Linked DNA regions of Homo sapiens: region 2 is linked to region 1. A link is an interaction called in ENCODE POLR2A ChIA-PET data of the cell type or tissue named here. Cell type or tissue: PC-9. All regions are shown on one strand. Links, peaks and the distances in the headings refer to the core of each region. The heading gives the core; the rest is flanking DNA.

Evidence for each region. ChIA-PET counts read pairs that join two places held together with the same protein. Peaks named below come from ENCODE experiments on the same cell type or tissue, not always from the same donor. Only the 100,000 strongest peaks of a DNase experiment are listed, where the experiment ranks them.
Region 2: POLR2A ChIA-PET joins it to region 1 with 6 read pairs; 1 of 35 experiments calls an interaction of 5 or more read pairs at or near these places.

What each region holds. Positions count from the first base shown.
Region 1 is chr6:37,629,408-37,632,309 of GRCh38, forward strand. MDGA1 (MAM domain containing glycosylphosphatidylinositol anchor 1) reads right to left here. Exons shown (of 17, transcript NM_153487.4): 17 at 1,272-2,902. Among named protein-coding and RNA genes, the nearest start is that of MDGA1, 67 kb to the right of the region's middle. RefSeq lists an enhancer at 2,197-2,246. In PC-9, for the core only: no CTCF peak of the experiment used is centred there; DNase peaks (open chromatin) are centred at 1,124 and 2,054; H3K27ac peaks cover 2,500 bases.
Region 2 is chr6:39,278,858-39,281,759 of GRCh38, forward strand. No RefSeq gene overlaps it. Among named protein-coding and RNA genes, the nearest start is that of KCNK17, 34 kb to the right of the region's middle. In PC-9, for the core only: no CTCF peak of the experiment used is centred there; DNase peaks (open chromatin) are centred at 774, 1,594 and 1,664; H3K4me3 peaks cover 799 bases; H3K27ac peaks cover 2,470 bases.

The sequences.
Region 1 (2,902 bases), core at 135-2,634:
GGACGGTCTCCATCTGAAGCAGAGGACTGGAGCCCGAGCCTCACAGGGAAAGGCCTTGCTTCTCCCAGCCCCTGGGGAAGAGCTGGTGGGAAAAGCAGAGTGATCTCCAAGGAGAGGAAGAAGAGGAGGGACTCTGGCTGATGTGAACGCACATCGCACCAGAAGTCAAAAACCTAGATCTCCCTCTGGGTTCTTCCTCTCCTGAATTTTCTGAGCTAGGGTAACCACATCACCTTTCTGAGCCTCACTTTGCTCATCTGTGATATGAAAATAAAAATATTAGAGTCCTGGCTGGGTGCGGTGGCCCACGCCTGTAATTGCAACACTTTGGGAGGCTGAGGCGGGTGGATCACTTGAGGCCAGGAGTTTGAGACCAGCCTGGCCAACATGGTGAAGACCCACCTCTACTAAAAATACAGAAATTAGCTGGGTATGGTGGCACATGACTATAATCCCAGCTACTTGGGAGGCTGAGGCATGAGAATCACTTGAACCTGGGAGGTGGGGGTTTCAGTGAGCCAAGATTGTGTCATTGCAATCCAGCCTGGGTGACAGAGTGAGACCTTGTCTTAAAAAATAAATAAAAATAAGCTAAGTAAATTGGCTATGTTCTTTAACAATATATATGTCAAAGTCCTGATAACAGAGGACTCGGTTGCTGTAAGTTACCTGACCTACCTGTACAGTTTGCAATGGGACCTGCCCTTGGACAGGGCCACTTGGAGGACTTTCATGGTACATACACTGCATTACTGTGCCCCTGGGAATGAATGGTCACTAGAGGAGGGGAGAAAGAGGGAAGATGCAAGGAGGTGTGTTTTCGGTGCCTGCCAGCCTCCTGCCCCTCCTAAGTGGGTCCACCCACAAACTGCCTAGAAATGGCAGCCCCCAGGTAGCCTTGTTTCATGTCCATGACCCCTTCCTCCAGCCCAGCTGGTTGGATCAGGGTGGCATCTGACTCAAGGGCAGCCAACCCACAGGTTGCCCAATGATGTATGTGTGGCTAGACCTGAAATGGGGGCCTGTCCAATCAGCCCATTATCCTGAGCGGCTGAGTCAGTGAATGCTGGCAGCTGCTACCGGAAGGCCATGAAGGAGAGTTGAGCTGGAGAGGTCATGATGCCTGGAAAGCTGAAGTTATGAGGAAGCAGACACCATGACTCAGGAGAGGAACTGCATGGACAAAAAGCAGCAGATGCTGGGGAGTGACTGAGTCATGCCAGGGTGGTCATCTATTGCTGTTGTCAAAAACTACTCCCAACCGCAGGGGCTTAAAACAACTATTTTATTATATCCCATGACGATGGGTCAGGAATTTGGACAGAGCTTGGCCGAGCAATTCAGGTGGCAGTTAGGCTGGTCTGGAAGGTCTGAGGCAGCTGCACTCCCATATCTTCTGGTGCTTTGGTGGAGATGGCTGGAAGGCTGGACTCAGCTGGGATGGTCAGCCAGAGCCCCTCCAGCATGACGGTCTCAGAGCAACTCAGAGGACATCCTAGGTGGCAGTTCAGGGCTTCCAGAGAGAACGTTCCAAGAGGCCTGAGCTGAAGCTCCAAGGCATCTTCAACTCAGCATGTCACATTCTATTGCACAAACAAGGCACTAAGAGCAACCCAGATTCAAGAGGAAGGGAATTAGACTCTGCCTCTCTACAGGAAGGATAACATGGGATTTGCAGCCATCTTTATTCTACCACAGGTAGAATACAGAAGCACCAGAAGAATACAGAAGCACCAGAAACTTCTGTAGATGATGATCCTAGAGCTACCTTGAATCCAAAATGCCCATCTGGTTCAGGAAAACCATCCCTGTTGCAACTCCTGTTTGGATTTCTGAGTGCCCATCCCCCTCACTGTGTTTGTCCTCACAATAATGCACCTGTACTTGAGTGAGCTTGAGCGGATTTCTCTTCCTGTGCTCAGGGAGCCAACCTACAGCAGTGGTGAGTCCCTTAGACCCTTCCTCTTCCATTAGAAAAGAAAGGCCAGGTGTGCCAGCAAGAAGTTACCCAACATGAGAGCCAATAAAACTTAGGTGGTAGGGAGAGGGAGCCCTTGGTCTTGTAATCTGAGCTTCAGTTTCCCCATCTGGAACATGGAAGTGAAACTGCCCAATCGACCTACCTGAATCATTGTAACCAAGTAACCTGAAAGACACTTCCTGTCATTTGCCTGATATGATGTAGTCCATATCATGACATCCACACCCTTGATTTGGGGTCACTTTGCAAATGCTCATCACTGCCTATCCCCATGACCTTGGCAAGCCCATCTCACCTACAATATATGAGTAGATGTTTGAAATAAGTGACCTTTAAGGACCTCCTAGCTCTGAAATTCTAGAATTCTGAGAGGTCTGGGGTAAAGGGAAAGGTTGGCATAACTTGATCTTAGGGCAAGGATGCAGCTAGCTGGTGGTGAATAAGGGAGGCAGCCCCAAGTAGGGTGCAGGGTGGGGTCTGTAGGGCCAGAATAGAGATTAAGAGGGAAGGGACTCCAAGCGTGTAGGAGGGATGGTAGGGTTGGGTGCCGAGAAGGGAAAATGGCATTTCAACCACCATACCAACTTTAGTCCTCCTCCTTTGCCCTTACTCCCCTTCCTTGAGCCTTCTAAGTTTTTGGGCCCTGTTGGCCTTTGCATATTCTGTTCCCTCTGCTCAGAAGCCTCTCCCAATCCCAACAGGCTAACTCCAATCATTCTGTCTCTCCTAAATGTCTCTTAGAGAAGTCTTCCCCGAAGCCCCAACCCAAATAAGAACCCTCTTCATACCTTCTTTCATAGCACCAATTTCCCTTCCCAGCCCTCACTGTACACATCATTATATATGTCTTGGTGTCATTATTAGCTTACTGTCCATCTCTCCCATTAAACAGGGGCTTCCACAAAGGCAGTGTTTGGTTGG
Region 2 (2,902 bases), core at 146-2,645, 1.6 Mb after region 1:
GGTGGTGTTTCACCATGTTGGTCAGGCTAGTCTCAAACTCCTGACCTCAAGTGATCCATCCACCTCGGCCTCCCAAAGTGTTGGGATTACAGGTGTGAGCCACCACACCCGACCTAAGTGGGTTTCAATATGCACTGTTTATGGCTAAGCAGAGGGTCCTGGCACCACCTATTTCCCCAGCACCTGTAGCATTTTGTAACTTATCCAGAGGGCTTGTTTCTCGTGCCCGAAGTTCAGGTGGCCTTCTCCTTGGGAGCACTTTCGAGGGTGGAGGGTGTGGCAGCAGCTGGGTCACTGGCAGTGCGGTGAGGGAAAACAAGGGTCTGGAGCTGGGCAGTTCCGACTCCACCACACGCTGGCTGTGCCAGCTGGGCAGGTCTCTGCCCCTTTCAGGCCCCAATGCCTTTCTCCTGAAAGATGGGGATAATAACAGTAGCTACCTCATTGGGTTCATAAGAGGACTAGGTGATAAAATGTTTGTGAAGTGCCAGGTAGAGTAACCTAGAATCATAATTTTTATGATTATCTCCAAACACCGTTGCCATCAGCAGTAGGAAACACTGCTGCCATTGGCAGTAGGAAAAACTGGGCAGGACCCCTCCTGAGCAGCCCATGCCAGGACCTCAGGCTACAGTGACCCCAGGAGTTGCCTTGGCAGGAGAAGGGTATCCAGGCAGCTGTGCTCTCACCACTGGCTGGGGCTGGAATGTTCCGAGTGCTTGCATAAGAACCAGGATGGGGATCCAGGTAGCTCAGTGTTTGCAAAGCATAGCTTTCCCTGGGCCACAGAAGCTACCAGCCCTCATGGTGATGAAATGTGCCCACTGTGGGTGGAGCAGGTCAGCCACTGCCATGGCTGCCTTGCCCGCCTCGCCCCACTGGAGTAGCACAGAACAGTATGTCTTGCTCTGGGTTTCAGCCTGGCCCAAAGCCCAGGGTCCAGGTACAAGGGTGGAGGGTCAGGCAGAGGGAGTGAGGCAGCAGACCCCGGCATGAGCATTCGCTCTGCTGCTGGCAAGCAGGGTGGCCTTGGCCGGTCCTTCCCCTCAAAAGAGCTTGTTTTCAAGTGATTTCTAAGCCCCCTTTAGCTTGGAGAAGTTTCGTCCTCTCACACTCCTAGGGAAAGGCAGCCAGGTCAGTGTCCCGTAGCATTTCATGGCCCCCAATCTCTGGTTCTGCCAAGAAAACTAAAAGTTTGGGTTCTGGTTTTCCTTCTTCCTTCCTTCATTCAGGTTTTCCTAAGGGCTGAGCACATTCTGTTGCAGGAAGCACCTGTTCTTGAGGCTTCAGGGTCCAAGTGAGAAGAAAAGACAAAAGACCCCACATACCCCAAGTCAGTCAGGTGACAGCAAGTACCCAGAAGGGCTGAGACAGAGGGTGTGAGGACAGCTCTGAGGAGGACATCAGGGGCTGCCAGAGAGCGGGGTGTGGCACGCAGGAGGGAAGAGAGGGCGTTCCAGGTGGGAGCCTGCAAGAGCCCAAACCGGATGTGGTTGAGTCAGGAAGGGCAGGAGTCAGAGGCTTGGACAGCAAATCACTGGCCCTGAGATCACCCCAGGCTTTCACCACTGTGCATTGGCCCCTGCATGGATCTAGGGCCAGCCCTGCTGCAGGGGCTCCCTGGGGACTGGGCGTCCCCTGGCCCAGACCCACCCCATTGCCTCTGTCCGTACAGGAGCTGCCTGTGACCAGCTGAGAGCAGCAACCTCTGGGGACAAGGCTATGTGGCTGCCAAGGCTGTGGCAGTAGCTGACTCTCACTCATCACTCTCCCTTTCAGTTTTCTTTCCGGGTTCACTTCAGGAGCTGTGATTTTCCTACGGCTGAGTCACCCAGGGAAGGGCAATAATAAAGGGTGATTAACAGTGTTTCAGTTCCTAGGATTTCCCATCTCAGTTTATATGAATTTGGAGCAAAGCCACAGAAGTACAGGTGGTGAGGGAGGCAAGGGCCTTTGCAGGGACCTAAGGAGACCACTCCCCTCAGACTAGGGTTCCCTGAGGAGAGGGCTGCGTCTCCCCTCAGACTGGGGCTCCCTGAGGACGGGGCTGCGTCTCCCCTCAGACTAGGGTTCCCTGAGGAGAGGGCTGCGTCTCCCCTCAGACTGGGGCTCCCTGAGGACGGGGCTGCGTCTCCCCTCAGACTAGGGTTCCCTGAGGAGAGGGCTGCGTCTCCCCTCAGACTAGGGTTCCCTGAGGAGAGGGCTGCGTCTCCCCTCAGACTGGGGCTCCCTGAGGACGGGGCTGCGTCTCCCCTCAGACTAGGGCCCTGAGGACGGGGCTGTATCTTCGTTCTATCCCTTCTACTGGGGCTTCCTGAGGAGTGGGTACAGCTCTCTTTCTTCTGTACCAGGTCCACTGTAGCCATGGGCCATTGGGTACCTCTGCAGAGGTCCTATTGGGCCCACGGACTAGAGCAGAGCAGATGGCCTGGGTCCGCCTGGTAGGGTCTCTCCTCACACCAGGAAAAGATGACGACACAGAAAGTCCCTCATTTCTCCCCCGTGCTTGTGCTTGCTCTTCGTTCCTTTCTCCTTCTCTCAGTCAGACCACAAAGGGCTACAGCCCTTTCCTGCATCTCTCACTGCCCCTCCCACTACCTGTCCACTCCCACCCAGCCCTTTGGTCACTGTTCTGACCCAGAGCCACCCTGGTACTCATTGACCAGGGGGCAAAGGTGCCAGAACTGGGCACTGCCAGCAAAACCAGAGCCCAAGTCAACTGTGCAAGGAGGGGCTTCTCTCCTGTCTCCTCTCCACTGCTGGCTGACTAAAGTCCACCTGGACTCTCCTTGGCTGCAATCCCCAATGGGAGCTGCCGGCTAGAGAGAACTGACTTGCGCTGCCATGGCAGGATAGGTGACAGGAACGACCTGCTGGGAGCCTAGACCAGCTCCAGGAGAGG